2 separate regions of the Homo sapiens genome follow, and region 1 is linked to region 2. A link is an interaction called in ENCODE POLR2A ChIA-PET data of the cell type or tissue named here. Cell type or tissue: Panc1. All regions are shown on one strand. Each heading gives the region's core, and the rest is flanking DNA. Links, peaks and the distances in the headings are about the cores only.

Region 1 (15,554 bases), core at 3,604-11,603, 72 kb before region 2:
CAATATTATTAAGATGGCAGTAATCACCAAACTGATATAAAGAACCTAAACAATCTCTATCAGAATCCCAGCTGTTTATAGAAATTGACAAGCTGGTACTTACATATCATTATATGTAAGCATATCTCACTAAAGCTGTTAAAAAAAAAGAATTAGCTTGTATGAATGATAAATACTAACACCATATATGAATAGGTAATAAAAAAAAGGCAATGAATTTAAGGCAAGCAAACACTAGAATTATTCACGAAAACAAATTAAAACATACGATATTCTTAAATATGTTTTTGTCTGAAACATTTAAATATTTTTCATAAGCAGTGAATGAATTTAACCTATTTAGCAACTTAAATGAAATGCAGCACAGGAGGAGAAAAAAACAAGACAAAGGTTTAGCATTTTTGCAAGTGAGCTACTTACTTCCTTCTGTCCTGCATTTGACTTTTTAAATTTATTTCATCCACGATTTAAAAACAAGACGTATTTAACAGATGAGAAACAACAAAGAAAATTCAATATTCTTGTAAACAAATAAGAATGTTGATCATGTAAAGAATAGTATGGTCTTAGAAATACATGTAAGTAAAAGTCCCAAGAAAAATATCTTTCCCTTGTAAATTAAAATCATTTGTATTTCTCACTAATAATTTAAAATCTACATTAATTCCTAAAATATGTTGATGAAAATTGCTCAGGAAATCCCAATTTTGGATATTATAATGACTGAAAAGTAGTGAAAAGAAGTCTTTGGTCCAAGATACCAAACTGAACATACATGTATGCTGTCATTTCATTCCAAGATCCCTTTAAAAAAGTAAAGCCAAAAAATAAAGGACTAGAAAATATAAAAGAAAAAGTAAGCAATATAAAGGATCATTTTAGAACATGTAACATCCAACAAGAGAAAACAAAGGAAAAGAAGAAGAGAAAGTATCAAAGAAATAATAGAAGAAAATAGATTTTACGCAGCTTCTAATGAACATGGGTCCTTAGATGGAAGTACACAGAATGATAAACGAAATTAGTCCCCACCTAAATACACCACTCTAAAATGTTCCTTAAGGCTTCCTACAGACTTCCAGGTAAAAAGAAACAAAAAAAAACAAACAAGCGACCACTTGCAAAGAAATGATCAAATTGCTAGTTGCTAGGAAACAGTGAAGTAATGTCCCCAGAGTTATAAAGATATTCAAGCAAACCCCTGACAAGATCTAATTATAGAACAAAGACTTTTAGATATTCATGGGCCTCAAAAATCTTATCATTCTTTTTGTAAGTCATTTAAGACTATGCTCCAATAAAGTGAAAGAGTAAACCACACATAGACACACACATGCACACACACACACAAAACAAGGCAATGACAGGGAATCTAATAAACACTGAATTCAACTCAGAAAAAAGATGAAAAAGCCCAGGAGGAAAACAGTACAGTTGACATAAACAACACTGGCCCAGCTTAGAGAAGAACAAGGAGGTATTCACTGGAGGCAGGTTCATGAGAACAAGAGGGCTCCAGAGATGTGACTCCATCCTTGAGAAGCCTGAGGCATTTAAGCATGAGATGACAGCAGCCAATGCATAAGGGAAGTGGGGGAGAAGGAAGAAAAGCAGCTGTACAAGAAAGGAAATGTACTCAAAAGATATCACTTGACTTTGAAATAAAAAAGTCATCACAGGAAAAGAAAAAAAGGTATAATACGTACTGTTCACCCATTTTCAACTTTTAGAATCAAACTAAAAGTTTATATTAATTACACGTGACTACAGTTCGCAAAGGAAAGGAGGAAGAAAAAGGAAACAAACATGGAAAAGTGATGGGTTAACTTTCTCATTTACAAAGTGGGGAGCCAAGAGCTAGTATGCATAATTGACAGAGCAAGAAATACAGAATTAACTATAAGATACTTATTGAAATTTACAAAGGTAACAAGGAAACAAAGTAAAAATAGGGACAAGACTACAGGGGAGGGGAGATATGAGGCAAATGCTCATTTATCAAGGCAGGAAATCAACTGATAATTTCCAAAGTTGAGGAATCAAAAAACATTGGCAAGAGATTTTATTTAGAGTTAGCAACATGACCAGAAACAGTTAAATGGATCCTTCTGGGGAGCAGGGGTAGGCATGGGCAAGGTAGGGCATGTTCTTTTCATCACAGCCCCCACTACACTATACTACTTAATCTTTACACCATGTATATGCCTTTGGAAAGGTGGTTACCTTTAGAGTGTTTCTAAAGTGGAGAAAAGTAGCAGTACAGAATCAGACATAGAATTAGTGGGTTTATTTCATTATGTTACTGTATCCCTCTAACTGACTTATACCATTAATACTAGAAACCCTGAATCAAGATCTCTCTCTAGATCCACACAACAGGAGAGCCTTGTTTTCATCCCTCACATTCTGGAATTTTAAACCACTTACTTAGTCTCTCTCTCTTCCCCATAACCACTGGTTTCTTTCTAACCCTACCTGCTGTCATTCACTACTACACAGACTTGTGTGGCAAGAAAAATGGGCACATTAAGGGGAAACAAATCAGAGCTTCTTGTACTAATGATCCTAATTACCCTCCATGTTCGCTCATTTAGTAGCTCCTAGGAGGTAAAGATACAAAGCTATAGAATGATATTCCTTAACCATGTTTGCTTAACTCATCAATTTTTCTTATTTGAGAACTTTAATAGGCACTGAGGGTACAAATCTCAAAAGTTTAGCAACAGAATTATAAAAGCAATATAACAGTTAGGTCTTCAGTTACTCCAAGTAGATAAGAATTTCATAGGTAACAATATTACTTGGAAAAAAACCTTTTCAATTATTCTCACAAACATCAGTTCATTTGAAATTTTAGCATGTCTTATGCTATTCTTATATGTTCATGCCATTCTTTGCTTTCCCTCCTTGCTTATTATACAGTCATACTGAATTCTGTACCTACTTCCTTTTCCTTCAGTTGGGACCATCTTTGGCTGAATTACACAACTATGTTTGACAGCCTATGCTATACTTCCATCCTAGAGTGTGGAAGGCCTTCAAACAGTCTCAGGTAATAGGAACGTGGTAATCTGCTCTTTTTACTCCCAAAGGCTGGAAAACCGTATGACACATAGCAGACACTCAATGAATGAATGAGTTTTCTTAAAACCTAAGAAACATGTTTTATGTCCAGTAATATCTTTTTTTTTTTTTTTGTAAGGGTATCACTGTCACCCAGGGTAGAGTGCAGAGGCACAATCATGGCTCACTGCAGCCTCAACCTTCTGGGCTCAAGGGATCCTCCTGTCTCAGCCTCCAGAGCAGCTGGGACTACAGGCACTTGCCACTACCCCTGGCTTTTTTGTTTGTTTGTTTGTTTTGGTAGAGCCAAGGTCTCGCTATGTTTCCTTGGCTGGTCTTGAACTTCTGGAGTCAAGCCTCCCAAAATGCTGAGATTACATGCATGAGCCACCATGTCCGCTCCAGTCATATCTTCTTAGGTAAGATTAGTTCACTTTTCGGAAAACCAATAAAAAGTATACAACAGTGGAAAAACGTTCTAATCCTGTCACTATCAGGAAATTGGACTCGATTTTCTCTAGGATCCATTATAGCCCTTAAAATCCCATAAATTACATTTCCAGCCCATTCATTTTATCTTCAATGACTTTTGTAGGTTGTTATTACAATCACAACAATATTTCCTCTTATTGCTTATTTTTCCCTGTGGGATTTGTACTGTCAGCAAAGTAGAAACAAAAAATAGTAAAATAAACAGGCCATGGGCCCGCAGTCAGTGATAAAGTCTGAGAGTATCGCTCCTGGGCAAGTTTTCACTACCGTCACTACCACTGTGTATTATGAAAATGTCTGACACACATATTCTGACAACCTCTACTTTTATATGAAGAATGAGACAGTATCAAAACTGGTATATTCATTATAAATTGTTAATATTTTGTAAGATTATATATCTTTTCAGAGAATCTGTTCTTCAATTATTTTCAATGAGGAACAAGGCAAAGAAAAGTAATGATATTATTCTAATCTCTACAGAAGGGACATATTCAATTTCCAACCTAGGAATGGAAGACTAGAGTACACATAAAATAGAAAGCAACTGGAGAACTGTGATATCCGGTGAGGTTTCTGGAAATACATTTATATCTTGCAAAGTTTAAAGATAAGAATAAGGATCATGATATTTTCTATGAACTACATTTAGAAATGACAATAAGTTATCCTATAATAGTATATGTTTAATTATATAATATTCTGTGAAAGTAAATTTCTTTGAGTAGATATTCTCCTACTAAACCAAGAAAAAATTTAAGGGAAAACTGTTCCTTCTTACCACAGTAAAAAAGGTAAACCCAAGAGCACAATTTTAATTCATCAGAAACACTGAAGGTTAACCTCTCTTACCATTTCTTTCAGTACATTCTTTTACTTTCAGCAAACAGGGTAATTTAAACCTTTTTAAGTATTTTGATATGCCTTCAAAATGTTGCTACTCTGAATTGCCTTACTACTCTGAATAAAAAGTCAGTAGATGATTTTTACTTTTAATGGCCTAAGTCTTGAAGAGATTTAACCATAATGTGATTATTTTTCAATAACAAAGTTAAAATCTAAATACCACTGTAATGGGATCAAAGAATATTGATGGAAGCATTTGTGAAAAGAGGATGAGCTTTAGATTAGGACCAATACTGTCCTTTATTTTGTGTGAACATAAAAACAATTTAAAAAAATTGAGCATCATCAGAAACCTTTGATTTCTTCATCCACACTGTTATGGGGGATAAATGAAAGTCAATAAATAAAAGCAGCAGTACATGATACATTTATCCTACTAATGATAAAAAAATAAACTTTCTGTAAGTAGCAGGTTACCAGGAAAAAATGAAAATACATTAAATGATCTGTAATAACTAAAACAATCTAACTGTGCTGTAGTTTTCTCATCTGTGAAACGTCATTTGCATTCTTAACCTGATCAGTGTGAGGATCACCTGCAACTTAATTTTTAAATTTTATTTTAATTTAGTTTAGTTTAGTTCGGTTTATTTTATTTTATTTATCTGGAGACACAGTCTCAGTCTGTCTCCCAGGCTGGAGTTCAGTGGTGCAATCACAGTTCCCTACGACCTCTGCCTCCCGGCTGTGAAAGTGATTCTAGTGCCTCAGCCTCCCAGTAGCTGGGATTACAGGCATGCACCACCATGCCCGGCAAATTTCTTTATTTTTAGTAGAGACAGGGTTTCACCATATTGGCCAGGCTGGTCTTGAACTCCTGGCCTCAAATGATCCGCCTGCCTTGGCCTCCCAAAGTGCTGAGATTACAGGCATGTGCCATCGCACCTGGCCAAGCCCTGCATGTTTAAGAATAGACTTTTCAACCATAATTAGACTTCAAGGTCTTTTATATTGCTCGTTCTCTTGACCAGTGATAAACTGCTAGGAAGGAAAAACACCATAACTCAAGACCTGGAACTCCAGTTCCTTTCCAAATATTTCACGTAACAGTTTCACAGCCCTGTCTCCAAAGGCAGTGGCAGAACAAAAAGGCAGTGTATTTCCTCATGGTTACACCACAGATCTCAAGATGTTATGACTGCTTTAAAACGACATCCTCTCTATATACAGTAATTAACATGTTTCTTTTCTACCATCTGCCTAAGAATACTGCTACCCAGCCTGTCAAACACTTAAACCAGTATTTCTCAATTTTGGCTCTATATCACAAGCATCCACAAAGATTTAAAAAACAAAAAATTACAGATGTCATGCCCCTTGCCATACTCACTGAATCAGAAGCTCTAAAGAAGAAATCCAAGCATGTTTGGGCATTGTTTGTACATTTTGGTTTTTTCAGCTCCACAAATTATTCTAATGTATAGCCATAGTTGAGAAACACTGGGAAACCTTGTGGACATAAGTATAATTAAGCATTACCTTCCCTAAATAATCTATTTATATACATATAATCTATTAAATAACTTCTCTGATTTCCTTTTTTTCTAATTGAATAATCATGAATTCCCTATCTCCTCCCAGGTCTTATTTTCCAAATGTTTAATAATTTTCTACTCTCATCTAAATTAGCTTCTGACTGACTTAATAGAAATATGCTCAAAACAACAGTTTAGTAAGTCTTTACCAAAGATGAACATAATGAAGAGCACTTCATTTTGTATATTATGGGCTATGAATGTGCTTGCAATCCAAAGCCTTTGCCAACTGATTAATTACAGTTTTAGAGTACCCCATTCCATAGTTGCACCTACTTGATAAACGTCAGTTTTAAAACCTCTTTTTGAAGACCACCTATGTTTTCACCAATAAAAGTTAATATCAACTTCTCTTTTCCAGTGTAGTGTGTAAGGAGCATGGAAATCATTTTATCTTAACAAGAAGTAAAAAGCTGAACAAACTGGAAAATCAACAACTCTTCTTAAAGATCTGTAAGAGAAGTGAGACACAAGAAAAACCACTGCCCCCAAACTGGAAAGACAGACAGGTGGATACAGAGAATCACAACTTGCTGAAAGCAGAAACCCATAAGCACAAACCTCTGTGAAAACCTGTGTCCGGGTAAGGAAGCAAGCACTGTAACTGAGGAATAGCCGGAGGCTCAAAATAGGCAAGTCAGAAAGTCAAAAACTCCAGGGGAACCCAGTCATAGAGATGTCCCCACATCTTTGTAAATTTTACCTCTAAAGCTTGAGCAGGTTCTCACAATGAATATTGGAGAAAATTCCCTCATGCTACCAGCAGAGGGAAGAGAAAAGGCAACCATTTTTAAATATGCAAGAGCATATTCTGTTCTTAACAACAAGGACTGCCTTCAGAAATAACACTTTTACGAGAGCCTAACCTGCTGGGGTTTTATCAGGGACCAACTAACCTGAGAGAAGAAAAATCACTCCAGTGGGCCCAAGCCTTCCAAGTAAAGGAAGAGAAGTACGCAACTCCAGCCCACTTTAGCCATCTTATTCCACCTAAAAGGGAGTGGGAGGAAGTGTGGGGAGAAGAGATTAAGAAGCACTCCTGAAGTTCACAGTCCAAGAGCACAGACTCACTAAAAAACTGACACCTAATGACAGGACTATAGCACACTTCCCTTCCCCCCACACCATTACCAAAGGCCTATTTGCAGCAGTTCCTTTTACTTAGTACATCATGTCCCGATATCAGGAAAAAATTAAAAGGCAAAAAATACAGTTGGAAGAGATGGAGCAAGCATCAGAATCAGACTTCGAAATGGCAGTAATGTTGCAATTATCAGACTAGGAATTTAAAACAACCATGATTTATATGCTAAGGGCTCTAATGGATAAAGTACACAATACCAAACAACAGATGGGCAATATAAGCAGAACGATGGAAATTCTAAGAACCAGTCAAAAAGAAATGCTAGAATCCAAAAACACTTTAACAGAAGTAAAGAATGCCTTTGACAGACTCCATAGTAGTCTGGACACAGCTAAGGAAATAGTCTCTTAACCTGAGGATACCTCAACAGAAATGTCCAAAATTGAAAAGCAAAGAGAAAAAAAACTGGAAAAAAACAGAACAGAGTATCTGAGAACAGAGAGACAACAACAAAAGGCGTACATGTAACAGGAAAACCAGGAGAAGAGGGAACAGAAAGAAATATTTAAAGCAATAATGACTGTGAATTTCCTCTAAATCAATGTCGGATACCAACCACAAATTCGAGAAGCTAAGAAAATACCAAGCAGAATAAATGCTAAAAAAAAAAAGAAAGCTACACCTAGACATATTATATTCAAATTGCAGAAATCCAAAGATTAAAAAAAAATCTTGAAAGAAGCCATTGGAAAAAAACCCCTTACCAACAGAGGTGCAAAGATAAAAATTATTTCTGACTTCTCACAAGAAACCATGCAGGCAAGAAGAGAGAGAAATAAAACATTTAAAGTGCAGAAAGTTAAAAAAAAAAAAACTGGAATTCTGTACACTGCAAAATTAGCCTTCAAAACTGAAGAAGTAATGAAAACTTGCTCAAACAAAAACTGACAAAATGACCTGTGCTGCAAAAAATGTCAAAGTTGTTTTTTTCTTAAAGAAAATGACATAGATCAGAAACTCAGCTCTACATAAAGGAAGGCAGCATCAGAGAAATAGAGGCAAAAATAAAAACTTTTCTGTTTCTTAACTGATCTAGTAGTAATAGTTTCTTCAAAATAATAACAGCAACAATGTATCCAGTTTATGTATGTTTACATATATAAACACATATGCTTATATATAGGTGAAATGAATGACAGCAATGACATAAGTGATCAGAGTAAAGAATTACAATTTCTTTTTGTTATTACAAGGTACTCATATGACCTGTGAAGCAGTACAGTGTTCTTTCAAAGTAGACCCAGATTAACAGTAAATATATACTGCATATTCTAGAGCAACTATTTAAAAAAATAAAAGAAGTATAACTGATATGCTAAGAAACTGATATGCTAAGAAAGGAGAGAAAATGTGGAACCATATAAAATGGTCAATTAAAACCACAAGAGGCATAAAAAGAACGGGAAACAAAAATAGAAACAAAAACAAGGGCAACAAATAGAGAACAGTAACAAATATGGTAGGTATTATTTGAAGTATATCAACATTCACTTTAAACTTCAATGGCCTAAATGCACCAATTAAAAGACAGATTGTCAAAGTGGATCTAAAACTAAGACCCAGCTATACGCTGTCTGCAAGAAATTCACTTTAAATATAAAGACACATATAGAATAAAAGTAAATAGATGAAGAAAGATATGCCATGCTTTCACTAATCAAAAGAAAGCAAAGTAGCTATATTAATTTCAGACACAGACTTCAGACCAAGGAAAGTCATTAAAGTGGGGCATTACAAAATGAAAAAAGAGTCAATTCTCCAAGAACCACAACAATCCTTAAGGTGTATGCACCTAAGAACAGAGTGTCAAAATATATGAGACAAAAACTCATAAAACTGCAAGGAGAAATATATGAATCCGCTATTACAGTTGTAAACTTTAACATCCCTCTATCAGAAATGGACAGATCCAGCAGGCAGAAAAAAAGTGCCAACAGAGCTGAACTCAACACCATTCTTTACCAACTAGATATAATGGACATCTACAGTCTACGTTATCCAATAACAGCAAAACACACATTCTTCTCAAACTCACATGGAACATTAACCAAGACAGAATATATTCTGGGCCATAAAATATACCTCAAAAAATTTGAAAGAATAGAAACTATACAATGTCTGCTCTTGGAACATAATGGAAGTAAACTAGAAATCGATAACAAAAAGAGAGCTGGAAAATCCCAAAATATGTAGAGATTAAACAAAACAATTCTATTAACACTTGGGTCAAAAAAGATATTAAGAGAGAATTTTTTAAATGTTTTGAACTAAATAAAAATGAAAACAACTTATCAAAATTTATGGGAAACACAGAAAATAGTACTTAAAGGGAATTTATAGCATTGAATTCATATATATTAAAGAAGAAACAGGTAAAATCAATCACTTCTGCTTTAAGAAACTACAAAAAGAAGAGGAAACTGAACCCAAAGTAAACAGAAGAAAATAAATAATAACAGTTAAGGAAGAAATCAGTGAAACTGAATACAGGAGATCAAAAGAGAAAAATCAACAAAACTAAAAGCTGCTTCCTTCAAAAAAAAAAAAAAAAAAAAACAAGCTTCTAGCCATGCTAAGGAAAAAGGAGAGGGGACACAAATTACTAACATCAGAAATGAAAGACAGACATCACTTTAATTTCCATGGACATTAAAAGAATAAAGGAATACTAAAAACAAATCTATGCCCACAATTTTGATGACACAGATGAAATGGACCGACCAACTCCTTAAAAAATACAATCTACCAAAACTCAGACAAGAAGAAACAATCTGAATAGGCTTCTATACATTAAAGAAACTGAATCAATTAATAGATTCCCAAAATAGAAAGTACCAGGACCAGATGGGTTGACTGGTGAATTATAACAAGTTTCTAGTCTCTTTCAGAAGATAAAGGCAGAGGAAATATATCCTAACTCATTTTATGAGCCCAGCATTACACTAATATGAATACCAAAGGCATTACGAGAAAAGAAAACTAAGATCAATCCTTCTCATGAAGATGGATGCAAAAATTCTCAATACAATTTTTACCAAACTGAATTCAACAGTGTATAAAAAGAATCACACAGCATGACCAAATGGGATTTATACCAGGTATGCAAGTCTAGTTCAACATTTGAAAACATTTAGAAAACATTTTTCTAAAAAAAGAAAAATCACATGATTATATCAACTGATGCAGAAAATCCAACACTCATTCCAGATAAACACTGTCGGTAAACTACGAATACAGGTGAAGTTGCTCAACTTGATAAAGAACATCTACATAAAAACTACAGCTAACACACTTAATAGCAAAACACTCAAAGCTTCTCCACTACAATCAGAAACAAGGCAAGGATATCCCTCTTATCACGCCTTTCAACACTGTAATGGGAGCACCAGCTAATGCAATGAGCAAAGGAAATAAAAGGTATGCACATAGATTAGGAAGAAAGAAAGAAAACTTTCTTTGTTCATTGATAACATGATCAACTATGCAGCTATCAGAAAGAATGAACAGAAAAACTCCTGCAACCAATATGTGATTATAGCAAGGTGGCCAGGATATGCAAGGTTAACATACAAAACTCATTCACACCCAGGCACAGTGGCTTATGCCAGTAAACCCCAGCACTTTGGGATGTGAGATCACTGCAGCCCAGGAGTTCAAGACAAGCCTGGCCAACATGCCAGGACCTTGTCTCTACAACAAATTTAAAAATTAGTTGGGTGTGATGGTGTGCACCTGTGGTCCCAGTTACTCAGGAGGCTGAGGTGGAAGGATTGCTCGAGCCCAGGAGATCGAGGCTGCAGTGAGCTGTGTTTGTACCACTGCACTCCAGCCTGGGAAACAGAGCAAGACTGTCTCTAAAAAAGAAAAAAAAACCAAAAAACATAGTCATTCATTTTCTTATATACCAGAAAAGAACCAGTGGAATTTGAAATAATTAATTTGAAATTATTTGAAATTTATATTAGCACCCCAAAAAATGAAATACTTAAATATAAATCTAACAAATATGTACAAGATCTACACGAAGAACAGCACAAAACTCTGCAGAGTGAGAATATTCTGTATGATATTATAATGATGAAAGACATGTAATTATATTTGTCTAAACACATAAAATGTGCAAAGAATGAGCCCTATCATAAACTATGGACTTTGGATGAAAATGATGTGTCAATGTAGATTCAATGTACCACTCTGCTGATAATGGAGGAGGCTACGAATGTTTTGGGACAGGCAGGGAGTATATATAATATCTCTGTACCTTCCACTTACTTTTGCTGTGAACCTAAAACTGCACTAAAAAATGAAGTCTATTTAGAAAATATATTAAAAATGAAGATAGCCACATCATCATGATAAGAGTAGGCAAAATTAATTTTTACTGCTTACTCAATGCTTATATTCTGCTAATCTCATTTAAGAAAAACTACAAAATGAACTATTTCTGCAGTAAAAATTTAACAAGATGCTAAGAATAGCCATGAAAAATGTGCACATCAACATTTAAAACTTTAAGTCAAGACAACTGTAACATTTTACAAATGTCCAACAGTATCTGAAAATTTAGGTCGGTCAACTGCTTTTTTGTTTTAATGTGAATAAAACAAGCACCAAAACAGAAAAGTAATTGCAACATTCAGACTAATACATAATTATAGTATTCACTGGGTTGGAATAAGCCTCTAGTTACCTCCTTCCACTATTATTTTTAGTAAGAAATTTTTTATTATTTGTGAACAAATTAGAGTGGTTGAAAACAATCATTCTTAATATTCACTGTTTTGGAGTTAGGACTGTTTTTGAAGAGGCAAAAATGAATTATATTTGTCATCACAGGCAATTCTTTAGAATGGCTTTTGATAGATAAATATACTTTTAAAGGAACCACTTGCTCAAACTACTATTTACTACGTAGTCATAAATAATAGTGGTCTGGGTTAAATGAACAAGAAAGAATGTAAATTCTCACATATAAGTAAAAACAGCTTTTTATCCCAGCATCCATTCCCAGATGCCTAATGGCTAAGTTCTTTTCTCAAGTATGTTAAGTGAATTTTAAAAGAAAAATACAACACATTATGAAAAATACAGTACAAAGACTGAACAGATGGAAAAATCTGTTTCAACACTTTTTTTTTTCCTTTTCAAAAGACAAAAAGAGACAAACGCACAAAGGAAAACCATTTAGCAGAAAGTACTGCAATAGCTGATGCGGCCAGATTTATAGTCACCTTTGACAGAGAGCTGCTGTGAAACAGCAGAGGTACTGCCATCACAAGAAAAGATTACGTACTTTAAAGAAAGAGCAGGATTAAGCACTCAACAAACAACTTCACAAGGAAAAGCTTCAAAGTTCCAGACTGCACTTATTTGAAAATAAAAAACAAGACCAAACACTATTATTAAAACACCTCCAATTGTTTAAAACTTGCTGTTTAACAATAGCTACCATGTGAGTTCTAGGACTCGTCATATATCTTACAAATAACAAGCTGTATAAAGCAAACCTTATTTTTCAAATGAAGATTAATATAAAACAAAAATTATCAGCTATTTTTTATTTAAAAACCTTTCTGGGTGAATGCTCACGTTAAAATCATAGCTCCAATAAATATAAAGAAATATGCTCAGCATGTTATCATTTCATTTATTTGTCATATATATATTTTTACATATACTTCCAAAAGAATACTAGTTGGAGAAATGGAATCAAGTAAAAATTAGCCTCATTTACTAAATAAAATTATATCTATATTTACTGCTACTGGATAATGCAAAGAGTGGTCAGTGGGCAACTATAAAATATTTTCAAAAAGTAGATAAAATTTCAGTTTCCAATGAAATTACCATATATGTTCTTTCCAACAAGAGGCATGTAATATATCTGATTCTAAAGAAAGTGGCCAAGAATCTGAATTTTATTCTGGGAGCCTTATGAATTTTTTTGTTTTGTTTTTTGTTTTTGACATGGAGTCTCACTCTATCGCTCAGGCTGGAGTGCAGTGGCGCAGTCTCAGCTCACGGCAACCTCCGCCTCCCAAGTTCAAGTGATTCTCCTGCCACAGCCTCCCAAGTAGCTGGGATTACAGGCACCTGCCACCACGCTCGGCAAATTTTTATATTTTTAGTAGAGACGGGGTTTCACCATGTTGGTCAGGCTGGTCTCAAACTCCTGACCTCAAGTGATCCGCCTGCCTCAGCCTCCCAAAGCGCTGGGATTACAGGCGTGAGCAACCGTGCCCAGCCATGAATTTTTAAAAAATACATTATTCATTTTTCAGGTAGTTTTTTCCCGGTTATTTTTGACAAACATCTGTAACATCAAAGAAGTCACAATATTTTAATAAAATGCTTACATTCACTTTTATCTTTAAAGGCATCTATCTAAATGTACCTACACATATGTATATGATATTAAGAAAGATATTAAGAAAAAGCTACAAAGGCAAGTATATTTTTAATTAAAATTAGGAAGTCAAGCTAAACACTTCAATAATTGAGCTAATCATTAAACTACCCTCAAAGGATGCCTAATTAAGCTACCTTTATTATTATACTAATCATAATTCCAGAGATAACACACCTCTCACAAGATTTAAAAAAAACCTATAAAAATAATTTACCTTGATATATAGAGTTACTATGTATTATTAAAAATTACTGATTAAAAAATTGGCTCGGCGCAGTGGCTCACGCCTATAATGCAAGTACTCTAGGAGGCTGAGGTGGGCGGATGGTTTGAGCTCACGAGTTCGAGACCAACCTAAGCAACATGACAAAACCCAGGCTCTACAAAAAAATACAAAAATTAGCCAGGCGTGGTGGCGTGCACCTGGAGTCCCAGCTACTTGGGGGACTGAGGTGGGAGGATCCCTTGAGCCTGGGAGGCAGAGGTTGTAGTGAGCCGAGATAGCACCACTATACTCCACCTGGGCGACAGAGCCAGACCTTGTCTCAAAACAAACAAACAAACAAAAAAAAATTACTGATTCTTTTTAAGACTCTTATTTGTGACAAAAGGTTAAATTTCAACTAGTAACAAGTGCTACTAATGAAGTTTAAATTTAAAAATGTATTTCTTACTGAACATTCTTCTCTGTATATCCTTTAAAAACAAGTCAGGCTGATAAACTAAGGCAGAGATTGGAAAACTTTGGCCTGTGGGCCAAATCCAGCCAACTGCTTGATTTTATAAATAAAGTTTTACTGACGCACACTTATTCATTAGATATTGTTTATGGTTGCATTTGTGCTAATATAGAAGCAGAGTTGAGTAGCCGTCACAGAGACCATAAAGCCTACCATAATTTGCTATCTGGTCTTTTACAGGAAATGTTCACTGACTCCTACAGACTCAGATCTTCTTTAAGTGTCTGCACACACACACATACTCATCCACCCTATGATCCTTACTGAAGGACATAAAGTTGATCATTTAGGAATCTGTGTGTTCCCTCATCTTGATTTTATAATTTATACACTCCTACTGTCTTAATTTCCGGACTCTTGATAAAGGAGAGGATACTGGCTGATTTTGCTGATTTGCATTACTTTGGACTGCACGGTATTTTTTCATACCCTGTAACATTCTTCGTAGTTTATTTTAAAAGAAAATGCCATTCCATATTACAGCTACAATTTCCAAAAGGTCTATTTTTAGACATTTAATGTCACATATTACTTATAAAGAAATGGCAATGCGGAAATCAAAATTTTAAAGGCTCAACTAAGAAAAAGATGGCTAAATAGGATGGAAGTTGGGATGGAATCAAACCAAAACATATATCACAAAGACATTGGGTTTTAAACATAAGAATTATTTAAACAGAGAAAAGTTTATTCTAGACTTAAGGACTCACTAAACACATGGCCATTGAGGAACACTCACTAGTAAGCAGTAAACTATGTCAACAATTCTTACCCCTACCTCCTTCACCTCAGCTTACCTTCCACTCATGGCCAAAAGAAAAAAGATAAGTTACATGGTAAACAGAGCTGGTGTCCAAAATTTATTTAAAAGTAAATATGAGGAAAATAAGAGATTAAACCAACCAACTAGAATTGCTAAATCTGAAAGTAGATGATGGCAATATACTTATTCAGAAATATTAAGAATGATAATACAGATATACAGAAGATCATGAAAAAGTCCTTATTTTTATTACTGCTAATAAACATCAGAAATGCGTTCAAATTAAAGTGCAAAATAATTGTATTGTATAGAAACCTGAATGTCTCTACAGGAAGTCTAAGTAACTAAATTAGAAAGCACCATAACTTCTCCTTAGAATAATGTGTGCTGCATATGACTAAGGGAAGAGAAATGTATCAAGTACCTTTTGGCAGTTTTTTATTATTATAGTTTTATGAACTCTTGGTTTATTTCATAAAAATCATGTCAGTAATCACTTTGT
Region 2 (15,554 bases), core at 4,776-12,775:
ATCTTGGTGCTATCAGCTAAGACTTTAATTTTTTTTTATACTGCATTTTCATTGCTCTACATGCTGGCTTTCACTAATAAAATAACTTGTGACTTGGCAGATTATTTGTAAATTTTCTTAGCCAGTCTGCAAAGATAATAAAAAAGAAAAATTCCATTTTAGGAAACTCATTTACCTTGTACTACTAGGATAAACTGGTCTTCCATGCTTAGACAAAAACCAAACAAACAAAAATAACAAAATGAAAAAAATAAACAGTGTAAGACTTTTTACTTTTTCTTTCTGTGAAAATTAGTTACAGTAGGTAGTACTAAGAAAATAAGCACCACATAACAAATAATGATTATGTAGAACAAAAGAAAATATATGGTTATTTTCTAATAATGGATTTTAGGATTACTTTATAAAAGAAAACGTTACATTAAATGTAAGGCTTAGGTGGTTATGGTGTGCTACAGGAACAAAGTTCTGTATTCTTGGGTAAGAACTTTATTCTCTTGTGAATTAGTTGATTGGCTTGAAAGACTGAGCTGTATGAACTAAGCTCTATGCACAAAAAATAGAAAATAGAGTTCACTTCCTCCTATTTGCCTTTAGCTGAAATTTTATAGTTAGGCTCTCAACATTCATGATGTTAGTCCTTCAGTCAGCCAATCAGTTAGTCTTTTGGTTACATTAGATCTTATACCTAAATAGTTTTTTAAAAAATGATAAACTTATTCAAAGAATAGTTTAAATTTCGATTTGTAGTTTGAACATTTATGCCAATTAATCAAACATACAATCTAGCACCTATTGGGTTAGGTTGATTTATAGTTATAATCCAGATGTCAGATAGGAGAAGAAACTTTCCTGCTTTTAAAAAGAAAAATGTAAGATTCAGAGACTTTCCCATTGCAAAGGTCTTTTGTAGTATTTAGAGAAAATAGGTAACTCTAAGCACAAAGCAGTCTTGTGTTCTTTTTCACAGGCTTTGTGTTTTTATTTTAGTACTTGAAATATAACATCCTATCTTTATATTGCATATCACATTTTTTCAAACTTTTACATATCATCTATTATGCTCCTCATGAGAACCCTATCAGGGAGACAAGCCAATGTTCCCCCAAATTTGCCTGGCAAGTAGTAGAGTAAGTAGTAGAGCTCACGGACCTGGGCTTTAAGTTTAGGGTTCCTTAAATAGTGTTATACAGATTGATCCTCTACGTTGTTTTAATGCTGGAAATTTCTTCTAGTGGGACACAAGAAATAAAGAATTGATAAGCTTTGTGAGATGTACCACCAAAACACAGACCTACAGAAGATTTTCTTTTCTTACAAGCCAAACTCTTTAAGTGCCTTAAAATAGCTCAAGACATCTGAGTCAAGGTCTTAAAATAGCTGAAGAGAGGTTCCACTGGATTACAGGAATCTCCTGCCTCTAAAAACTATGTATAAGCCTCACCCAGGAATACCTGAAGTGACATCCAGAAAGTTCTGAAGAATGCAAAAATAATTACTCGATCAGTCCCTTCTTAGCCTGTTTCTTTGGAAATGACTCCAGAATATTTATGCACTCTTCCTTACTGGTGCCCTTCTGGGAACAGGACGTTCTTGCACTGGTATATGCTCATGTGGAGATCTGAGGATGATGCTAGTGGAACCCAAGAGAGAGAGTTACACTTGTGACTCATCACAGTTTGATATCACATGAGTGTTCCCAGTTTTTGCCCTCTTCCTGACCTACTCTCTGTCTCTGTCTCTCTCCTTGCGTTTATCTAGAGAGTGTTCTTTTACCTTTTGTGATGGGAGAGGAGAAGAGTGAGAAGGACTCAGAGGGTTCAGTAGTTTTGGAAAGCCTTAGGAATAGTTCTTGGGTTTGGTGAACGTGGATGGATGGAGAAAAGGAGATTGCAGATGAGTTTGAAAGGATGCTTGGTCATCCCATCTTACTCCTCCTTAGTCCCAGTAGAGAGCCTATACACCTGGGCTGAGCTGCAGCTGAGGATGGGGCAGGTGGGCAGGTGGCTGGGTGTCAGGGGTTCTAGGCTCTGCAGTTGGCTGGACAGGAAATGCCAAGTAATCTCCTCTTTGCACTGGACCACAGCTTGGAAGCTAGCACTGGAGAGTGCTGGGGTAAGGAATTAAATGCAGAGGATATTAAGAAGATTCTAATGCAGTCTGTATATTCTCAGGCAGAAGATCAGTATCAGCCCAAGTTGAGTTAGCCTGCTCTTTCTGGCACTGCAGGAGCTGAAAAGGGCCTTAATGGTTTGCCTGATGCCTCTCTACTCCTGACACCATGAGGGCAGACAGAGAACAGGAAGCAGAGAGGCTTTTGTCTGCTCTCTGAGAGCAAAAGATGAAGACATCAGCTGGGGTTAGGAGTGGCAAAGCCATGGTGAAAGAGAAAGGCCTTTATCATTCCCCTCCTCTTCCCTTTCCTGTGCCATTTATTCCCTTCTACCTTCCCAATGCATTCCTAGACCTGACCTGTGCTGAGAGAAGCAGAGAAGAGAGCTGGGAGCAGTCTCTGAGTGTGGGTGCCTCAAATGCATTATTACATTAAGTCCAACTCCAACCTTGGTGGTAGGTTTGTTTGTTCCAGACTTATATGTATGGAAATAGATTCAGGGACGCAAGGAAACCTGCAATCACCACAAAGTAGAGATACCGGATCTCCAGTACATTGATTTTGCTGTGCTTGTGGATTGAGGTTGCTGGGGGAGAATGAGAAGAGATTCCGGTCCAAGCCAGTGGAGAAGGAAGGAGAGAGACGGGAAATTCCAAATATTGTACTGGGAGAGAGAGGAAAGTTTATTCTTATCATTAGCCATAGACAAATTGTTTTTTGCATGTTTTGTATGTATGTATTTGGGAGTTTACCTGTGTTTATTATCTCCCTCCATTAGCCTATCAGCATCTTGAGGAACTGTATTCCTTTTACCCTCTAGCATTACACCCTCTGTAGTGATAGAAGAATGAATATTGAACTTGAGAACTGTCCATAAATTTATTATCCCAGTGCTATCAGTACATATGGAATGAGCCACAAAGAAAGTAGCAGGCATTAGGATTCCCAAATTGCTGCACCAGGCAGTTTGTAGTTGCTGATTTTTGGAATACAATGAGCAGGAAATACTTCTTAATGGAGGGGTTAGGAGGACAGCAGTGACAGTACTTGTTACCTCATTTAAAAATTAGCCCTACTTGAAATTTATTAATTTGGGTTATACTGAGACATAATGAACTGTCTCAGAGATGAATTAAGTAGAGATGATGTCCTAAGGTGGCGAGGCATTTATCTTTTAACATAAAATTGTAATGAATTCAAAACTAATATTAGAAAAATGTTACTCCTGCTCCATTAAGTGTCCATTCAGTAGAGGAGAAAGGAATGAAATTACACCTGGCTCACAGTGACTTGAGTCTAACCCTTGAGTCCAACTATTTAAGAGTAAGTGTTAAGGTCAGTACCATTGATGGAGAAAATACTGAGAACTACAGTTTCTTGTCTTGTATTTGGTCCTTACAACATTGTGCATTGTATTTTTCATCATATTTTACATGCACCTGATAGCTTTCCTGTTACACAGTAAGCAACCTGGGGTAATTCTTGCGCTGTTTTTCTGTACCCCACAGTCTTTTTATATGGCACGTGCCCTATGTAACTACAATACAACCATCAAAATAAGGATGTTAACGATGACACATTATTGCCCTCTAATCTTCAACCCTCATTTAAATTTTGCTAATTTCTCAATAATGTCCTTTATATTAAAAATGCATGACACTTAAGGACATGCCTGATGTGACACCTGTTTACCTGATTTAACAGCTTCTTTCTCAATTTCTATTCTATGTGAAAACTAAACACTCCACACAAAATAAATTGCAGCTTCTAGCCAGGTGTTAGTCTTAATACAGAGGCCATATACAAGATGTTTAACCAGGCACACCCTTAAAATTCAACCCTGTTTGTGTTTGCAATGAACACACAGGGTTGAGTCATCATGCATTAAAAAAATTTAGTAATACAGTTCAAACAATCTTCAGGATGTTCTCTTCCCAGGAAGCTTCAATTTTGAGGCTACGTGTCTACTCATGACAGTATCACTGTGCTGACTGGAGAAAATTCATCAGGCTGAAGAATAGATGGCTCCAGCTGGCTGTCAGACAACTGCACACTGATTGTCCAGGGCAGCCACTGCCTGGAGAGAAAATAAGAGTGAGTGAGGGCAGGCAGCCCTGGGGTCTGTTTTTCACCTTGCCCCTTCCCTCTGCTACATGGTATAAGGGGGATTGTGTCCTTGTCCCTACAAAACACTGAATTGTGTTAAGATGCCTGCTTGTGTATAAAATGAGAGGTTGAACACTGGCTGCCCCAGAGTGACGAAATTGACAGAACCATTATGGAGTGCCACTATGGGCTAAGAAGGGCCAGGAACGGTAGCAGGGTGAAATCTGGATGGAATATGGGGCAGGGTGACAGTTTATGTAACACTCTCTGTTTTAGAACACTGGAGATGACAGAATAGAGTACAACTTACCTTTCCATTGTAGTTCTGAAATGCTAATAGCATCTAGTCAGACTGATTCAAGTCCAATTTTTAAATTATTCAGCCAGATATCTTTTTAAACTATCTTGCTAAAAAAGAAAAACTTTTGAAGGAAATGTATGTTTTTTCTTCATTGGGTAATATGTAAACTGCCCTCATTTCTTTTTCTTTTTTTTTAAGCACCTCGGTTATGTCAGGACCATGTTCCATGCTAGGCACCCAAGGGTGAAAACAGTCCTTGTGCTCAGGAGTTCAAAGAACTTGTCATGTGTCATGGAGAGAAGGAAGTAATTCATGCAGCAGTAGAGGAATGTACATGTGTCCAGGGTGGCCTTGAGGTGGGATTTATAATTTACCAACAGTGGCAATTTTAGTTTTACATTTCAGAATAATTTTTCTTTTTTCTGCTTGCTTGTTTAGCTTATTGATCTTAAGGAGGACTTTTACCTTTATTTCTACTCTTAGAACCTAGTGTTTTCTAAATTTGGTTGGTGGCATACCTATAAATACTTGGAAGGGACCCTTCTCTTTGTAATGTGTGTGTGTTCTTACCTGTATAGTGAGAAAGCAGGATCACAGCACAGGCATTAGCCAGAGCATGGTGAGGGGGATGCCTGGCTGGTCTGGGAATCGGATCAACAACAGGCTTTGTACCTCTCTGGCAAGCTGCAATTAAGCCTTTGCCCACAGGCCTCTGAATGCGTGGACATGAAGTTATTGGAGCTGGGGTGATATGAGGTGTGAAAACAGGAAAGGGAAGGTGAGAACGGGTGGAGGGGGTAGTAGTTTTATAGAGGAAAATCAGGTGCTTTTACACTGTTTTTGGGAGAAGGAGGAAATGGAAAGTGAACTCCAGAGTTAGATACCCTTGGTTCAAATCCCACTTTCTCCTTGGGCTGACCTTCTTGGACAAATTACTTGATCCCTCTGAACCTCAATTTACTTATATGTAAAATGTGGTAGTTAGAATGTCAAATAAAATATTCATGTAAGCTCCTTAGTGGTTGTTTGCTAAATGAGGAGAAGGATGGGACGGATGATGATGAAAAAGATGATAATAACAAAAATGTGGGATTCTCATGGTGGATGAGGTGGATGTGGTCTCTGCTCTCCCAAGATGTATAGACAAGCAGAAAGGTAATTACAGTGCAATAAGATCAATGCTATTGTAGGGGAAATAAAGAATGTTCTTGGAGCTCATAGGAGGGGTCTCAGGTCAACACTTGGGAGATCAGGGAAAACTTCCCTGAGGAAGAGATATCCAAACAAAAATTTCAATTCCAGATAAGTAAGTGTAATCCAAACAAAGGAGAAGAGGGCAGGTTAGGGAAGAACAAAAGAGCATATGAGAAGACACAGAGGAGTGGAGAACAAAGTGATCTCAGGTGTCAACAAACTAGAGGACAGCTAGAAGGCTGGAGTAGGCAAGTGCAAGATGGGGAGTGACAAGGAATGAGCCTGAAGCATGTGTAGCAAAGTACAGACTTGGTACCATATTCTTGCAGGCTTGGGGAGCCCTTGTGAAGTTTTAAGCAAATAATAAATGACCAAATTTAGATTTTTGAAAGCTTCCTTTGATGGCAATGTGGAGAACATCCAGAGGAAATGAACCTGAGAGTAGAAATCAATTTGGATTGTTGCAGTAATCCAAGGGAGGGATGATAGTGGCTTGAACTAGAAACTGATATTCACTATAGAAAAGGCAGACAAATAAGGAATATATTTAGAAGGTAGAATGAATGACACTTCACAATAGACTTGTATGGGGCAAAGAAGAGAGAGCTTAGGGTGAAACAAGGTTAAGATGAAATTCTGGTTTTGACAATGGGGTCCACTAAAATGCTTTTGGCTGCAAGTAGTAAGGACATTGTAGGTCAATTATTTACACCAGTGGTTCTCAAAGTGTGTCCCATAGTTAAGCAGCACAGCATCACCTGGGAGTAAGTTTTTTTAGAGTAAGCTGTAATCTAGAGCTACTGAATGAAAACCTCTAGGGGTAGAACTGAGAAAGTTCTAAGAGGCCTTTTAAAGTGAGTGAGTCTGATGCATGCTAAGTTTGAGAGCCACTGATTTGGGACATCATTCGAAAGAAGAGTGGCCTGAGGAACAGGACTTGAGTTCTGCTTCTCCACCATTGTTTGGATTCCAGTTTACGTCATATCATGTGTTTTTTTATTAGGCAAACTCCTGCTGAAAACACAAGAAGCCTGCAGCAGTTTCAGTTATCAATCCAAGCCCAACAACATTGAAGGAGAACCAAGGAGCAAATTCTTCCTGTATCTTTTATTTAGAGCAAGACCTTTCACCAGAGCCCTCCATCAGACTTCTGCACGTGTCTCATTCACCAGAATTGTATCACATGCACATGAAAACCCACTTACTGGCAAGGGAAATGACTCTGACATTATTGGTTTAAAGTACTTTCAACCAAGCAGGACACATCAGGGCAAAAGTTTGTAGATCTTATACAGGAGGGTAGAAATCTATACCAAACTGGGTTTTCTTCTGGGTGTGGTGGGAGAGGGAAAAAAGGTCAAGGATGGGTTTTGGATAGGTATCCAACTACATTTGCTACTGCTGTGGCACCAGTTACTGGGATATAGAAGCAGAAGTTATGGGAATAATGACTTCAATTTTAGATGTATTGCATTTTGGACTCTATCAGACATACAAGTGAAGATGTTCAGAAAGCAGTTGATTATAGAGATGTGAAGCTCTGGAGGAAATTCTTTGCTGAAAACTATTTGAGAATCATAAATTTAGAGATAGGATTTGCAGCCAAGGGAGCAAATGAATTTACCTATGGAAAGTGTATATACAGTAAAAAGTGGAGAGTCACCAGGACATCTAGTGAGGAAAATCAGCATTTGAGGGGAGGAATATGAGGTGAGTTTGATGAGGGGGCTCAAAACATGGTCCAGAGAAGCAGGGAAAAAAACTGAGTGAACAGTATTAAGGAAACCAAAGAAAGAGTATTTTATAAGGCAAGAGCGGCCAACTATTTCAAATGCTACAAAAATTTCCAGTAAGATAAGGACTGAAAAGTTTGAATTGATTCAGTGGAATAGGTGGATAGAATTCATATTTCGGTGACTAGATAATGACAAATGGAGACACCAAGACAGACAGTCCTTTACTGACATACAACCCAATGGACAATGAGTTTTTACGGATGAGAAATGAGATAGGAAGAAGTCTCAAAATTATATTTAGACAGTTCAAAACCAGTGTAAAGTTAAAAAACTTTCAGTTAGGAAGGTTTTATGGTTGCAACATCATTTAGATGAATAGGGAGAAGAGTTGAGGCATTTGTTCCCTGGGAGAGAGCTAGAATGAAATGGAATGAGGCCAAGCATACTCCATGAATAAACGGAAATGAGTGAAGAGAAGAGGAGAGGGTGATACTGAAATTTAAGAACTCTAGGAGCATATTATTAAAACATGCAATACTAATAGAAGACAATAAGATGTTTATTTGTGTAGAAATTATTGTAATTGCAATTGGAAGTTGGTGAGATTAATGATTAATCCACTGTCTTAATAGACAACTTTTGAAAACCATGTGGTATGGTTTAGAGGACAATAGTAGTCCTCTCAGTATAATCTAGGGATGACTAGATTTTACTATGACAACTTTGTAGGAAGGGCTTGGCTCTGCATATACTTCTAAATTGCCCTCTATAATGATGCACAATCATTAACTAGATGTCCTTGTTGTCTGTGCCTCCGTTACCAAATGAAAGTAGCCTTTAAGTACTGAATGATCCAACTGAAGGAACACTTAGTCCATGTCATTTTATGACATACTGTATCATTTAATGTAGAATTATGTTTTTTTCCCAGAATAGTTCTATTTAAGTAATCTAACTCATCAATTGCTGTGAAGACAAATATGAAAAATAAGAGTTTTTTAAACCTCATTTCAGCCACAGAAGACTGAAATTAAAAACAAAACTACTTGATAGATGAAAAAATGCAAAGATCACAATACAATAATTAGCAAATGAACTTGCTTTTCACCCTAGCATTTTCTGAGTTTGTTTTTCTCTCGGTGTAGTATACTCTCAAATTTAGATGCTTCTGTGTTTTTCCATTATGAATTCATTCTCTGTAGAGTAGAGAATTATTTTTTTGTAGTGTCAGCAAGTAAAAGTACAGTCACAAAATGTTTCTTCTATCATCAATCATCCTGGATGAGAATTTAAGTCCAAAGTGAATACTCTTTGTATTTAAGTACAAAGTACATTTTTGTACTTAAAATTTACAAAGTACGCTCTTTGTATTTCAGTACAAAGTGAATACTCTTATGCAGCCTGTTTTTAATAAAGACCCTTGGCTTGCATTTCGATATATCAATTTTACAAGTAAAATTTAATATTAATTTATTAGCTGTATCTTACAATTTGTTGTCCTAATTTTAAAAATTTTGATTTTTTTTATTTAGATCTTGGAGCTACCATTTAATAGTGTTTCTCTCGAGTAGTCACCCAAGTACATGTATGCTCATATTCAATTGTTCTTCATATTTGCAGAAGATTTTCCTGTAACATTACCTGCAGTCATGTTTCATAGTTGAAATGCTGAAACGCCCAATTTCCTTTAGTAGTTTTTTCCTCAGTTAGCACGCAAAATTGAGTTTTCATAAAATTAGTGTCAATATTGGTGAACTGACTGTACTTTATGAGTTCAATTTTGGTAAGATTAATTTGCTACTAGTAGCGATGTGTATTAAAAATAGCATCCAAAAATATATCCCTCCATAAACAACAACAACAAAACCTGGCAAATAGAATAAACTTTTTCAGATCTTTGGAAATTAGCCAAAGGCTTTTAGCAAACCAGGAAGCATTTATTTAAGAAAAGCTGATGAATGTTGGTAAGAACAGCAAGGTTTGTGGTGTTTAAACTTACCTTAGTCTCATTTACCACTTATTAACTTAGAAACAGCTTAAAAAAAAAAAAAACCCGTATTCTCAGTACCAAAAGGAGCAGACTAGAGCTGGAGCTCTTTCAAAACTTCATTTCCAAAGAATTAACGTTATTTGATCTTTCGATCTGTCTGCTCATTCCCTAGAAGACCCAACTGGAAAGGCATGTCCTTAATTGACCCGATTCGAGCTTGCTTAGTGCTAAAATCTTCTCCCCAGAGAGACCATTTGATGAAAACATTTATAGGCAAGTGTTTTGACATCATGATGCCAGAGGTGATGGCTGATACTTGGGGCAAACAATAGACTACTCAAAAGGGTTGAAAGACAAAATCGAGGCATGGGGTATCCATAGGGGCTTTGAAAATCTCTGATGTATTCTTGGGAATCTAAAAAGTCATACACATGTTTAAGGCTGAGTGCATACCCAGGAAGGATCTGAGAAGGCCCTCAGCAATTAACTCTGGCTCACCTTGAAGCTCTGCACAAGCAGGAAGTGGAAGTTAAGGCAGACTTGTAAACTAAATGTAGGAGACATGCCCCAAAATGCATACAAAGCTCCTCTCTATAAAGACTGGGGGATTTACTGGTTCCAGGTACTTAAGAAATTACTGTTTACTCATTAGCTGATCACTAAGCTAACTGAGTAGAGATTGCAGTGGCTACATGTGACAAAGAATAAAGACTACTGAATTAGTCCAGAAATATCACTAAACAAACAACAGTAATAACTGGTGAATTCTACCAAATATTTAAAGAATTGGTAACACATATCCTTCATAAACATCTCCACTCCTCGAGAAAAGAGGAGAAAACACTTCTGAACTCATTATGAGACTGTTCTTACTCGGACACCAAAACCAGACAGAAAAGCAAACTATAGACCAATATCTTTTATAATGTTGATGCTAATATCCTTAACAATATACTAGAAAACTGAATCTAAGACATATAAAAAGAAATATACACCTCAACCAAGTGAGATTTTTATTCCAGAAATAAAAATGCAAGGGAGTTTCAACATATGAAAATCAATGTAATACACTATATTAAGATAGAAAAAAAAAAACATGATTATCTCAATAGACAAAAACCAAACCAAAGCAAAATAAACATTTGACAGCATCCATTTCAGGATAAAATACTCAACAATCTAGGAATTGAAGGGAACTTTCTCAATTAAGGGCATCTACCAAAAACCTACATCTAATATCATAGTCAAGGTAAAAGACTAAACGAATTCCCTCTAAGACCAAGAACAAGACAAGAATGCACTGTAATGGTTAACTTTATGTATCAACTTGACTGGATGTCAGGCTGCCCAGATATTTGGTTAAACATTATTCTAGATGTGTCTGGGAGGGTGGTTCCAGATGAGATTAACATTTGAATAGGTAGACTGAGTAAAGCAGATTGACATCCCTGTTGTGGATGGGCCTCACCCAATCAGTTGGAACCCTGAATAGAACAAAAGATGGGGTATGGGAGAATTTAATGTCTCTACCTGTTTTTGGCTGGGACTTTGGTCTTCTCCTGCATCTGGACAGGAACGTATACCATTTGCTCTTTTGGTTCTCACACCCTTGTACTAGGATTGGAGCAATACCACTGGCTGTCCTGGGTCTCCAGCTTGAAAGACAGCAGATCATGGGACTTCTCAGCCTCTATAATCACATGAAGCTCTTCCTTTAATAAATCAGTATCTCTTTCTCTCTCCCTCTGCCTGTCTCAGAGATGAATAGAAGGTATAGATTCTTTTTCTCTGGAGAACCCTGACTAACACAAGGCCCTTTCCCTCCTCTGCTTGCATCACATTTTCTCTTATCCCACTGGCCAAAGCAAGGTACACAGTAGGACCGGAGTCATCACAGGTAGGGACTCTTGAGTGCAGAGAGGAATATTAAGGCATTCATTTTGCAAAAATTTACCAAACTGGGCAAACTTCTCCTTATGTATTCTACGTGGTAAATCCCATAGTTTCTGAGCAACCGTCCATGGATGGTAGTAGTCTCTCACGTTGGGTGTTTCCCTGAAAACTAGGAGCAAAACTTGAGTCGATCTTCTATATTCCTTAAATCATTTTAAAGCATGGGTGCTCCAAACATGTTAGATACCAGACTTATAAACCTTTTTCTCTGGGGAATTAGAAATGGATGAAGATGTGTTTAATTATGAAATGTGTCTGACAATGATCTGAGTTACTAAGATGACAAACCTGGATGTTTCTAGCATCTAGGTTGCTTATAGGTTTCAGATTTAGGTTCTGAGCTACATTAGGTACCACAACTAAACTACGCAAGCTGTACCATAACAACAATAACAATATTAGCAGTAGCAGCAGCAGCAACAGCAGCTATCACCAATTGAATTATTGCTGTGTTTCAGGTACTATTCTAGGTGTTTTAATTGATCAGTTCAGTCTACACACAACTTTATTAGATTGGTCTTATTTTCATCTTTGAGCAGAGGAAATGGAGGCAAAGAGAAGTTATGCCAGAAGTGTGAAGTGGAAAGGACTTAATAGCGTTTTTCTTCAAGACATGGTGAAATAACATTTTTTGCTTAGTACTTTAGTCTGTCCTAAAATGATCCCAGTTTTAATAAAAGTTCTATTAAGACTTTAATAAAAAAAGTAGATAATTGCATACTATTATTGTAGAGAAAATAATTGAAATACATCAATTAGATTGCAGTTAAAAGCATAAAATGGAGAAAGTTCATTTCTGTTTCACATAACTTCTGAAACACTGCTTCTGAAAAGATCAAAGTCAAGATTCACCTATAAATAGAGCTCATGCTTCTTCCAAATATAAAACATAGCATTGTGTTATGAAGTTCACATGAATTCAGGAGAATTAAAATGATTAAAACATTTTAAATATTTACATATTATTTACTTGGTATAACACTGCATACCTGAATTTCTTTTTCCCTGGTAAGAGAACTCAAAGGCCAGAGTAAGTGAAGAGAGATATAACTACTTTATAATATCAAATATACAACTATGTTTGTTAAATTCCACAAGTGATAAAAAAGTTTTGCTTCAGTTTGCTTTAAGGTAGGTCAAGAAAGAGGGAAAGTGACAGAGACTCAGGTGGTATAGGTGCCAGGGCAGCACTTTTTCTAAGAAGTCAGAGAAAACATTGCAGAGAGGAAGCACTAGGCCTGAGAGGAAGAGGTAGAAAGTGAGGAAAATGGAAAATATGAAACAAAAAAGGAACAAGAAGAGAGACCCATAAACAGACAGGTGGAAAGGGAAGAAGATTAGATGGAAAGACAGAGGAGAAAAAAGAGAAATGATATTTGGATAGATGTATGGCAGTAAGGCCCAGATCCAGAAATGAACATGGCAACTTTGCCCTGTGGGAAAGCTGATCTCAAATTACTTTTCGTGAATGGTCAAATATGTATACGATTTTATGAGTGGTCAAATACAACCTAACGAAAGAAACTGAGGCGAATTAATAGAGAGGATTTATTTGGGCCAAGGTTGGGGACCGCAGCCTGGGAAACACCAGCAAGTGCGCTATTCGGCCTTTGTCACAAAAAGGTTTTTAAAGGCGAAAGGAGACAAGAAGTGTACGATATAAAGGTGTTAGAAATTCTCATTGCTTTACAGAAGTAACATTGATTAGTGATTGTCTACATTGTTGAACCATAAGGTATGCATTATGGTGTCCAGTGTAGGGCATTTTATGGCTAATTGGCATCAGTCTAGAGCTCACATAGCAAATGAAGAGGAAATTATTTTGCTTAAGGGTGGAGAGATGTTAACTGCTATCACATTTTAATGCCTCTCTGGACCTGACAGTTGAAATGGGCTCATATTCCTCAGATAAAAAGTTTCTTTCTCAATTTTAATGTCTCAAGTCAAATATCATCTCCTCAGAGACCTTTCCATACCACCCAATTAAACCTACCCTGCCAGTCACACTTACTTATCTTCTTCATGGCACTCATTATTTCCTGAAGTGATCTCATTTACCCATCCACATGTTTATCCCATATCTCTTCTCCATAACATAAGGGCTTATATTGAGGTCAGGGCCATTCCTTGTTTTCCAGTACATTTCCAATGCCTAGAAAATCAAATGTTTGTTGAGCACCTATGCTATGCTGAGAAAAGTTCCTGCCATATAGTAGGTGCTCAATAAACATTTGATGACTGTTGAGTAGGAGAAATATATATATATATATATATATATATATATATTTACTTTTTTTCATGAGCTCAAGACCATATACCTTAAAAACAATTATATGTACAATATCTGGAAAAATGATTCTACCTTTTACTATTCTAGAGAAGTTTCACTAGTCTAAAATTTTATAAAAACACAAAGGATTGGGAAGATGATTAATTCCCTAAAGAGCCAGGATATTTATAATAAGTAAAAATACAGTAACTAGGATTTATTTAGGGGAATATGGAGTGAGTAGGAAAAGTTGCAAGGTGTCATTTTAGGGAAAGAATTAATAGAGCATTATTCACTATGAATTCTTTTCTTTTTTTAGAGATAGGGTCTTGGCTCTGTTACCTAGGCTGGAGTGCAGTGGCACAATCATAGCTCACTGTAACCTCAAATTACAGGGCTCCAATGTTCCTTCCACCTCAGCCTCCCAAGTAGCTGGGCACCGCTACACCTGGCTAATATTTTATGTTTTGTAGAAATGAGCTCTCACCATGTTGCCCAGGCTGGCTTTGAAATCCTGGCCTCCTTCCTCAGCCTCCCAAAGTCACTACTAAATCTTAAAAGGGGTTCCTTATTCCTACTGTTTCCCCAAGCCAGACACCCCTTGCCTATCGTCCATCATGCTACCTTCCAGCCAATGAATAAACTCACAGCAATCCTGGACTTGACAGTCTACAGATTTCTTCTCATAACAAAACAGGGACTCTCAGGCTGTATAAAAACAACAGCTGTTTTTCTCTAAACTTATTACGTGTTAGATAATTTTTAAAAAACAGAAACTTCAGTTTGCTTAGCATTCCTCCACAGTGGAATGAGTATTTTTCTGTATACATCTGCATGAGATTGGGGCTTAAAGAAAATCTCCTACTCCTCAATATCACCTTTACTTTTCCCCTTTTTGGAGAGGCTTGCTCCTTTCTATCATCACTTTTTCATTCCTAACACCACTTTGCTGAACAATAACATGACATAAAAAACAATGTGTCAGGAAGATAAAAATTTTAAATGTTTAAAGGGTTTAAACAGAAAGACACGGGTAATTTTGTGAATCCTCAAGAGTCAAGTAGCTTACTTGTATTAGTAACTGTGTTAGAATCAAATCTGTGACATGGAGAGGAAATAAGTAGAGGATTGCTTCACCTACCAAAAATACAGCCATCTGAAGAGCAAAACCTAGAGGCTATATAGAGTTTTTTGGTTGTAGTATTTAAAAATGAAAATAAAGGAGTTCAATTAGAACTATGAAGGGATACTTTGGTGAACTGAATTCAGTTACATAGAGAACCAAACAAATTACCACAAGTAATAGTGTTTATTTTTATTTTTTATTTTGAGATAGAGTCTTACTCCGTCACTCAGGCTGGAGTGCAGTGGCGTGATCTCAGCTCACTGCAACCTCCGCCTCCCGGGTTCAATTGATTCTCCTGCCTCAGCCTCCTGAGTAGCTGGGATTACAGGTGCCCATCACCATGCCTGGCTAAGTTTTGTATTTTTAGTAGAGATGGGGTTTCACCATATTGGCCAGGCTGGTCTTGAACTCCTGACCTAAGTGATCTGCCTGCCTCAGCCTTCCAAAATGCTGGGATTACAGGCATGAGCTTCCATGCCTGGCCAATAGCGTTATTTTAATCTAAAGTTGCAAAAAAATTTTTGGAAAATGTTGCTGAGCCTCTATTTTGAATCTTGCACTCAGTAGGCCCGTCAAGAACCATCATGGAGTTGAATATGGACCAAGTATTGGGAAGGTAGAGGAAAGAAGGATTCCAGAGTAGTCCAGTCCTTGAATTTTCTACAAACTTCCCTAGTAAAAGTCTTTTAAAGGATCTGTATTCAGACAGCAGAATTTGATCACTTTGTATGTAAGGGTTCCTGTTAGGATAGGTCTGGTACGGTTG

Evidence for each region. Peaks named below come from ENCODE experiments on the same cell type or tissue, not always from the same donor. Only the 100,000 strongest peaks of a DNase experiment are listed, where the experiment ranks them.
Region 1: POLR2A ChIA-PET joins it to region 2 with 5 read pairs; 1 of 35 experiments calls an interaction of 5 or more read pairs at or near these places.

Annotation. Positions count from the first base shown.
Region 1 is chr6:147,213,942-147,229,495 of GRCh38, reverse strand. The region is part of intron 2 of STXBP5 (syntaxin binding protein 5); the gene reads right to left. Among named protein-coding and RNA genes, the nearest start is that of STXBP5-AS1, 17 kb to the right of the region's middle. In Panc1, for the core only: CTCF peaks have their summits at 6,553 and 6,754 (motif pointing right); no DNase peak of the experiment used is centred there; H3K27ac peaks cover 2,187 bases.
Region 2 is chr6:147,143,147-147,158,700 of GRCh38, reverse strand. All of the region lies in intron 3 of STXBP5-AS1 (STXBP5 antisense RNA 1), which reads left to right. Among named protein-coding and RNA genes, the nearest start is that of LUADT1, 8.0 kb to the left of the region's middle. In Panc1, for the core only: no CTCF peak of the experiment used is centred there; no DNase peak of the experiment used is centred there; H3K27ac peaks cover 1,604 bases.